Linked DNA regions of Homo sapiens: region 1 is linked to region 2. A link is an interaction called in ENCODE POLR2A ChIA-PET data of the cell type or tissue named here. Cell type or tissue: OCI-LY7. All regions are shown on one strand. Region 1 overlaps SIK3 (SIK family kinase 3). Region 2 overlaps SIK3 (SIK family kinase 3).

Region 1 (5,000 bases), 84 kb before region 2:
TTGGAGATCTTTAATCTCAACTGTCAGCGCCTGACTGAAATAAACAAAACACCTTTGCTAAGGAAACAAATGTGTTAAAGGGATTTTACTAGATTAATCAAAACAAATTAAAATGCCTTTGTTGATAGAAAATGGCAGGATTGAAGAACAGCATCAAGTGACTGCTGCTCAAGTGACAAAGGCACTGAACAGCTATTTTAGGTTTGCCATAGTGTGCTCAATAGCTGTTTAAAGAATGCAATAAATGTACTTACCAAATATTTCCCCTCCACTAGCATATTCTGTCACCAGATAAATCATCCGTTCTGTCTCCATAACCTGGTGCAAAGGCAGGAAAGTGACAGACAGTGACACAAATGACAGGCTGATACAGGAAGATAAACTAATGACTCCTCTTTTCTCATTTGAAATATTAATAACCACTATAGATTAAAGAAAATTTAAAACATTTTTGGGGAAACAAATATAAATGTTATTAAGAAGAAAGGGAAAATTAGATATTCCTCCAAGTTCTTAAAAGTAGGAAACATTTATTGCTTGAGAGAGATAGGCTTTTTGATGTTCCATGAGGTCTCTGCAATCTCTTAAGCTCCATAAAACTGAGAGGCAAAGAAGTTGTCAAGAACCAAAACTTAAACTTCAGATTCAACATCAATCATCTGAAGCACAAAAATGCCCTATCAAATCAAAAAAAAAAAAACTAAAGCAAAAAGAAGCCTTTGGGGAAAATAATGGGAGTCACATAAGAACGCCACAGAAATCACATATGTCTTTCTTTTTTTTATAGAAATGACAACTTTCCTTTCCACTGCCCATTTATTTGAAAAAAAGAGAACAGTAATTTAAAATACTCAACCTTTTAAAGTAACGTAAGTGATTTGTGTTTTGTCTTGGTCCCTTTGTTGCTCCTTTTTAAAATTCATTGTAGTATGTTGTCAGTCCTTTCTTCCTTTTTACATTTTCCATCAAACATTTTTAAAAGTAATAATGATTACATACACTCATTATAAAACAAAAGACCAAAGGCTTTCCTCTTCCCAATCTCCTCCATCTCAATCCCCAGAGGAACACTGTTCTCTGCTTATTGTATATCTTTCTACAACAGTGCTGTCCAATAGAAATATAATATGAACTGCATATATTATTTTAACTTTTCTAGTAGCCACATTTAAAAAGGAAAAAGGAAAAGGTGAAGATAATTCTAATACTACTTTTTATTTACCCCAATATATCCAAAATACTATCATTTCAACAATTCTTTTTAAAATTATTTTTAGTTTTACACTTAAATTAATTAAAACTAAATACAATTAAAAATTCAGTTCCGGCCAGGCGCAGTGGCTCACGCCTGTAATCCCAGCACTTTGGGAGGCCGAGGTGGGTGGATCACTTGAGATTAGGAGTTCGAGACCAGCCTGGCCAACACAGTGAAACCCCGTTTCTACTAAAAATACAAAAATTAGCTGGGCGTGGTGGCACATGCCTGTGATCCCAGCTACTTGGAAGGCTGAGGCAGTAGAATCACTTGAACCCAGGAGGCGCAGGCTGCAGTGAGCAGAGATCATGCCACTGCACTCCAGCCCGGGCAACAGAGTGAGACTTCGTCTCAAAAATAAATAAATAAATAAATAAATAAAATTTAAAAAACCCAGCTGCCAGAAAGCAAAATTAAAGCTTGAAAGAAGGCACTGCTCAAAGCTAGCACTGGACCTGTGGAAATCCTCATAGGCTAATCTTGGGTAAGACAGGCAAACTTGCAGAATTCAGTTACAAGGGTAATAGCTATAAGTCAACCTCTTGAGAAAGGTCAGCCTAAGCCCCACAATTATTTAAAGATGATTTATTTTAAAAGGTAAGGTCAAGAAATTTATTCAGCCCATCAGGATAGGAAGGAAGCTGAGGTTAGACACCTGTGAGCTCACAGATATAGGTCTTCAGGCAGCACCAGGAAGCTTTCATAAGTTTGCTTGTGGGGCAGAAGGTAGGCGTTGTTCAACATAATTTAGGCTGATAAATTTCAACAGGTCTGCTCCTGTTGACCTAATTTCATTATGTGAGCAGCTGATGCCAGGGAAGAGCTCTAACGCTGTAGTTTTAACCACACATGTTAATATCACAACATGTTTTCTTTTCCATAAAACTAAGAGGCTACGAAAGCTTGCCCATAGAGCCTTGGGTGTACTTTCTCCACTTTTACACATGGTCCTATGTCTGGGCCAGTAACCATTTACTGCAGACTAACAGCAGCAAAATAACCAAGTGGGTGGCCACGTCCTTCAGAACTAAGAGATGGCTGTTCTGGCAGAAAGCAGCAAGTAGAGTTGGGCCTATGCAGAGGCAAAGTTCTCGGCTGCCAACACATTGCAATTTGAGAAGCATCCCGAAGCCCCACCTCTCCCAAAATATCTCTTTCACCAGCCTGCTAAGGCAAGGTCCTCTCCTCCTATCCCGCTTGAAATTCCAGCCATCAGATTTACTGCTTTTGTAGTTATGCTAGGGAATCATTTTGATGATGGCATGAAATATGCATGTTTCTTGGGAAGACCAAAAAAAAAAAAAACTAAAATAGAAATCTCTCCTATTGGAGAGATCTGGTCACTTGATCTGGTCTCTTGATTATCAAAATAATTACTACCTTGGAAAACTAAGTCTACAATCCTATTAGAATAGAAAAGAGGTAGGTTTTGATTGATCCAAGAAGCAGTCCTTTGCCATAACAATTTATAACATGATCACAGAAACTAGTATTCAAATAATGCTATTAAAAAAATGTTATATTCATCTCTAACTTTTCACCTCTCTAAATTCTCTTCTTTTTGAGTTTCCCATCCTGTGTTAGAACTCTGAACTAAATAAAATAAATTCTCATCATCTTCTGAATTAACATTTTGTGTAGTTGTTGCTAAGAATGGCATCAAATTTTAAAGAACAAATTAAAAAGACCTACCTGGGTAAGGAAAACGTACTAGTAAATGGCCAGGGGAAACTTGAGGATACTAAGTGCTGAGCGCGTAAACAGAAGGGTAGGAAAGATAGCAGGATTAACATAGAAACAAAAAAAGTCACAGATGTTCACCCACCCACATTTCTTCAAAGGGAGCCATACATACAATATTCTGGGTTCTTTGCAGCTATCTGCTATACACTAATGATCCTACCTGGTAGAGCCTGATGATATGGGGGTGGCAAAGCATCTTCATAATTTGAACTTCCCGGAAAATCTTCTTCAAGTTTTCTTCATCCAGCTGGGTCTTATCTATGATCTTGATAGCAACCTGACAACAGAGGGAAAAAAATTACTCTGATGCATTATTAAAAGCAGTTTACTAAGAAAAATTAGGTTCACTTTAAAACATTACGTTCCATAAAATATAAGCTGCCAGTATTCTGTTTACAGAATGTCAATGAGGAAAATTAATTTACTCTTTTTAAAAAGATAGGAAATGGATTCCTAGCAAGTTGGTCTCAAAGGAACAGACTCCAAAAGCTAATGGGTCTTCTGCCATTTCTTCAATTGCTTATACGGTAAAATCCTATGAAAAAATACTTTATTACTCCATAGATGTCGTTACGGTCTGGGTCAAATCATGTTTCAGTGCAGAGTGGTATACAGGGTCTCTCATTAAGACAAGAAGCTTTAAATAAAATAAAAAATTTTTAAAAAGGCAAGAAGCTTGTATCATAAATACATGGTGTCTTACTAAGGTTCTATGAGAACTTTCACAGGGGCTTTACACATCTCACCAGATGCTTGTAGAACTCAATAATAATAATAATAGTAGCAGTGATGGTGGTGGCAGCAGCAGTAGCAGCATCTACCATATACGAAATGTTTACTATGGGCCAGGCATAACTCTTAGTGGTTTGGAAGTACTAACTCATTTAAACCTCCTAACACCCACCTTATCATTAACCTTGCTTTAGAAATACAGAAACTGAGGCACACAGAGATTAAGTAATTAACCCAAGATTAAGTAATTTACACCTAGTATGTGGCAGGTGCAGGATTGAAGCCTAGGTAGCTTGGCTTTAGAATCAAATTCTTAATAAGAATGTTATAAGAATCTGAAGATCTTTCTTTAGCATACATGCACTGCATCATAAAACATATCTTTCCAATGTGCCCCCTTTTAATAAGATACTCATCAGCAAATACATTTTAATGAAGAATGAACGATGAAGGACTTTTAAAAATTTACTAAATCTAAACTTCCTCAGTGAAATACTTAAAATATTTGTGTTGCTCCAAAATATGTCTATATCTCAGTTTCAATTATGTAATCAGTATGGAAGCAATACTGGTTAGATGAAGAACCTAGACTAGTCAAACTCTAGTCCTCTCCAAATCTTAACATTCTAAGATTCTATGCACCAGAGAGGTAAAGGGAACATATACAGTACTTACTGAGGAAAAAATCAGGAAAACAAAATTACAAAAGTAAAAATGTTTAGCTCAGAGAAATAAAGACTGTTTGGAGCCATACGTGGCAGATTATTCAGATGTATAAATGGCTGGCATAAAAGTAACTTTATCTGAAGCTGTTTCAGGTGTTAAAATGAGGACCCACGGGAGAAAGGCACAGGGAGATAAATTTCAGCTGTACTCAAAGAGCATTCAAGCCATGCCTAACGAGGGAGTGTGATGAAAGGAGCTGGGTGTGGCTGGAGCTACAAGGATTAATCAGACACAGCCTAAACTTCAAGGAGATCACAGTCTAAAAAGGAAAAAAGATGTGTGGAACTGAAAACAATGCAGCATTGGAAGTACAAGCAATGGAGCTATGTACCAGGTATAACAACAGACAGAGGATGGTGAATGACCTTCACCTACAGGAGAAGAGGTAGAAAAAGTCTGGGAAAGACTTGACAAAGAAAGCAGAATTTCACTACAGAGAGAACTGGGATAGGCAGAGAAGAAGGTAGAGAATTTAATGAGGATCTCACCAGCTGCTTGGTTTCCTGTAAGAAGTCTTGGATAATATAACCCTTGACCACCTGCA
Region 2 (5,000 bases):
CTAGATAAGTGAATTTGCATATCAGACCATATTTTTAAAAGCAGAAACATCCTGTATAGAGACTCTCCTTATAGAATGACTGACCTGCCTTGGCCTAAGGAAGCCTTCTCCCCCTCTTCCAAGCACAATCTTCCTGTTTTCTCAGCCTCATCTGAACCCGCTCAACCAAACAAAGAACCACTCAAACAAAATTTCACAGAATACCAACTTTAATAATTTCTAGCCAAATCAACACAAACTGTGGCTCTGGCCTAGAATAAACTGCTACAAGATACTTTTTTTTTTTTTTTGAGACAGAGTCTCGCTCTGTCTCCCAGGCTGGAGTGCAGTGGTGCAATCTCGGCTCACCACAGCCTCTGCCTCCCAGGTTCAAGCGATTCTCCTGCCTCAGCCTCCAGAGTAGCTGGGATTACAGGCACCCGCCACCACGCCTGGCTAATTTTTGTATTTTCAGTAGAGACGAGGTTTCACCATGTTGGCCAGGCTGGTATCGAACTCCTGACCTCAGGTGATCCTCCTCGGCCTCTCAAAGTGTTGGGATTACAAGTGTGAGCCACCGCACCTGGCCGCTACAAGATTCTTTATTTGCAATGACTCTCCTCTCCTTTTACCTTTGTTAATAATCACTCATTTCTTCCCCACAGATGCATCAAAGCTAAGATTCTTCGAAATATCCCACATGCGGCCAGGCGCAGTGGCTCATGCCTGTAATCCCAGCACTTTGGGAGGCGGAGGCGGGCATATCATCTGAGGTCAGGAGATCAAGACCATCCTGGCCAAAATGGTGAAACCCCATCTCTACTAAAAATACAAAAATTAGCCAGGCATGGTGGTGTGTGCCTCTAATCCCAGCTACTCGGGAGGCTGAGGCAGGAGAATTGTTTGAACCTGGGAGGCGGAGGCTGCAGGGAGCTGAGATTGTGCCACTGCATTCCAGCCTGGGCGACGGAGTGAGACTCCATCTCAAAAAAAAAAGAAAAAGAAATATCGCACATTCACGGAGCATCTTTAGATCAGAATCACCTCGGCTCTACGTTGAGACTACTGTAATTCTTAGCACAAAGACAGAAAAAGTTGACTCAAGGCTGTCATTTAAAAGAAAAAGCATAATTAATAAACCTTATTTGATAAATAAAAAGATACCTATTGTCTTCATATTACAAACACCGAAAATAAAGCTCAACAATGAAAAAATATATTTTTTTAATTGTGTTTGTTTGTAGAGGTGAGGTCTCGCTATGTTGCCCTGGTCTTGAACTCACTTAAGTGATCCTCCCACTTCAGCCTCCCATAGTGCTGGGATCACAGGCGTAAGCCACCATGCCTGGCAAGAAAATGTTCAGAACAAACCCTACAATTAACTCAGTTCATGACAGACTTGTTACTAATGTATGATGTTTGCAGTGTATAAATGGTGCAATGTACACTACAATTCTCACTGCATATTATAAACAGACATGTTACTATGAAGTTGAGGGAGTGGAAGAAAACAGACTTAATGCTTTAGCTGACTAAAATCGAAAGGTCCACATTCAAAAGACATATTTTTTTAAGAAATTAGGAGTTAATTTTATGTTAAGTAAAACCTATTGTATCATAAGTAACATTTGTTGGGCACTTAATATGTAGTAGGTACTATAGCTAAGTGCTTTACATGATCATCTGATTTAATCCTCACATAGACACTAAAGAAGTAGTTACTATTATTTTACAAAGAAGAAAACTACGGTTTACAACTGTTAAGAAACTTGCCCAAACTGCTAATAAATGAAGAAGCTGAAACTCCCATCCAGGTTTTCCTGACTCCAAAGCCTGGACTCACCACTATTTCTTCAACAAGGATAGCAGCAGGTTCTAGTGTATAAATAAAATAAACACAGTGACTAAACACATTTCCCCACACACTCATCTCTACCACTCCCACAGCCCACCTGAACTCTAGCTAATTGTTCTTAGTCACTGAAAACATTACATGGCTAGATAAATGATAAATGTCAGCTTTGAAAAGGGGAAAAGAAAGTGCCTTATGAGCTTGAGCCACAGATGATGGGCCCTCTTTTTCAAAGCCTTGTCTGCTCATTTGTTCATTCAAATCTCACTGAGCACCTATCATAGCAAGCAGTACTGTATAGTGATAAAGAGCAGAAGAATGCTTAGGTTCAAATCCTGGCGCCATCACTAACTGAGCATGTGACTGAGTAAGTTACTCTACTTCTTCACTACATTAATTATCTAAAGCATTTAGAACTGTGCTCGTCATTTATTATAGTAAACAACAAATGTTAGCTGACATTATTACTCTGTTAATAATGTTACTAGGCAATAGCTAAGCTACAAGCTTCTGGGTGATATGGCATGCTATTCCCTCTCTTCTGAAGCTCGAAATCTAAGACATGTGCATAAATAACCACAAATAAATCTGTAAATAACACTATAGGTATTAGTACATAAATGCTACAGATGTGCCAAGGAAGAGATTACTTCTAGCTAAAGATATCAGGGAAGGTCTCATGGAAAAGGTGCACTTGAGCCAGACCATAATACAAAAAGTAGAGGAGAACATTCCACATACAGAATATAATCATGGAATAGTAAATTGAGCTCAAGTGAAGACTTACCATGGAAGACTGGTGATGAATAAACCTGGGAATGTAGATAAGATTAGGGACCAGATTATCCAGAAACTTAAAGATCCAAATAAAGAGTTCACATATAAATACTATCATCATATTTTCTTTTCTTTTCTTTTTCATTGTATATATTTAAGGTATACAACACAATGTTTTTATATACTTATATATAGTGAAATGGTTACTATAGTCAAGCAAATTAATTTATCCATCACCTCACAGTTACCTGCCTCCTTTTTTTTTTTTTTTTTTTAGCAAGGGCAACTAAAATCTACTCTCAAAAAAAATCCCAGTGCAATACAATATTATTAACTATAGCCCTCATGTTATACATTGGATCTCCAGAATATCGTATTTTAAAATGTAAGCTAGTATTAATATTGCTCAAAGTGGAATACACATATAAAAATGTAAAAAGAGAGAATTCAGATCTCCAGAATATCATATTTTAAAATGAAAAAAGAAAGAATTCCCCCAATTTGGGGGATAGCAGGAAGTACTGTAAGAGATGGGGAAAAAAATAGCAAAGCAAGTCAGAGGAGATGTGGAAGAAAGCCAGGTTTCACAGGTAATGCATTTATATAGACCAGCTTTCCTCAAACTGTATGGTAGTCACATAAATTTGAGAAAGGCTACATGCCCCACCCTCATCTAGCCCTTCAGGGATCCACAAGACACTGGTACTTCAAGACCTCTCAAATGACCTGTAATTTTAAAACTAATTTTGTCCACTCTATATATTCCCAAACTTATTTAATAAAAAAAATCCTTTTCCTCCTAATATATTTAAGCAATGAGGGATACTAGTGTTCTACAAAACTCATTCTAGAAAACTTTGATGCTAAAATATCTGAAAATAATTGGGAAAAGTATGATGCCATATGAGATGAGATGGGAGATGTCTTAACAGTTCTATAATCATTTTTCAGAAAGACTTTTCCAAGATCACAGACTACTCTGGAAGTCTAATTTTGTTTTTACCCTAAGAGGCAAGTAAACCAACTAAAGGAGTTCTATAAATGATTATCATGCTTTGTTTTCTACCTGGCAACACAACTTTTAAGACTAAACTCTGACAACAATACAATTTGAATTACTTCTGATTTCCTTGTCCAAAGATGCCCTAAGGATTTCAAGAAGTATTTTCCTTTACTGATCAGAAAAGGAAACAGGTAGAGCCCGTTTATCCCTACTCTTTTTTTTCATGTCTTTTTCATCTTTTTCTCTCCAGTTTACCATTTTCCATTCTCTATTCTTCCATTCATATGTAATTTTCCCTTTACTGGCCCACTTTTGTCCCATGTACTCATGTCCTCCTTATTTCTCCCAGCTCCCTGCTCAAATTATTATCTGGAGCCTGGGGACTGCCATTATGACCAAAGAGCATGTTCAACTGCTAATAACTGACTTCGAGGGTTACAGAAGGCTCATGATATGCTATAGTTCCCCCATTTTTAGCCTACAGTAGACACTGCCCATTCTGCCAAAGCACTCTTTCTCACTAAACCCACAGTGCTCTCAACAGCTACTTCTAATCTCTGGAAGTTAAAACCTATTTGCAGACAGGTCCTATATGTTCTCATTTGTATTCTTTAGATCTATTGGCTGAAATGTGAAATACGCTAGTAAACGCAATTCGCAGGTAAGAAAGGAGGCACAATGGTTAAAGGCCAGAGTGTTGTCTCGCTGCACATCTACATGTGTCTGGTTCTTAAAAGTCAGTGTCTGCATTAGAAGCATTTGAGGAACAGTACAGGACTTTGCCAAAATACCAGTACAACCAGGAATCCTCGTATACTTAACACACATAAGGATAAATAAAAACAATGAGGATAAACTTCAAAACAACCTTGAGACATTTTATTTTCCAGGAGTCTTTCCTCCACACTGACTACCCGAATGTTTTCAGTAAGCATTTTGCTGTGGTTTCTCAGTTAGATTTCATCTAAATATGAGTAATCATCCTAATTAAGAAAAGCCAACTGGCTAAAATGCTAAAAGATCAAGCCCTCCCTTAAAATAATATCTTTCTCTGTTCAACTAAGAATGTGGAGTGCAACAGCGTGAAGGAAAATGTTAAGACTCATTCAATGATGGCACATAACTAAACCAATTAAGATAAATTTTAAAAGTTGTTTACTTAGTAGCCGCCAAATTCTATAAGGAAAATAACTGTTGGTGCAATTATGCAGTTTTGTATCTCATTAGCTGCCACAGTGAAAGATTATGTATTGTGCAACAATGATATCTGTTGAACCAATAAAATCAAAAGCTACTGTCAGCAAGCTGCGTTTATATACCTCTTAAATCAGTAAATCTTTTTTCTTCTTTTAAAACCAAGATATGCCCACAAGAGTTCCCAAAACAGCT

The links. Peaks named below come from ENCODE experiments on the same cell type or tissue, not always from the same donor. Only the 100,000 strongest peaks of a DNase experiment are listed, where the experiment ranks them.
Region 1: POLR2A ChIA-PET joins it to region 2 with 7 read pairs; 5 of 35 experiments call an interaction of 5 or more read pairs at or near these places.

Annotation. Positions count from the first base shown.
Region 1 is chr11:116,953,790-116,958,789 of GRCh38, forward strand. SIK3 (SIK family kinase 3) reads right to left here. Exons shown (of 25, transcript NM_001366686.3): 2 at 3,159-3,275; 3 at 255-318. Among named protein-coding and RNA genes, the nearest start is that of APOA1, 120 kb to the left of the region's middle. In OCI-LY7, no CTCF peak of the experiment used is centred here; DNase peaks (open chromatin) are centred at 302 and 1,922; H3K4me3 peaks cover 2,459 bases; H3K27ac peaks cover 5,000 bases.
Region 2 is chr11:117,038,085-117,043,084 of GRCh38, forward strand. The region is part of intron 1 of SIK3 (SIK family kinase 3); the gene reads right to left. Among named protein-coding and RNA genes, the nearest start is that of SIK3, 58 kb to the right of the region's middle. In OCI-LY7, no CTCF peak of the experiment used is centred here; a DNase peak (open chromatin) is centred at 37; H3K4me3 peaks cover 674 bases; H3K27ac peaks cover 826 bases.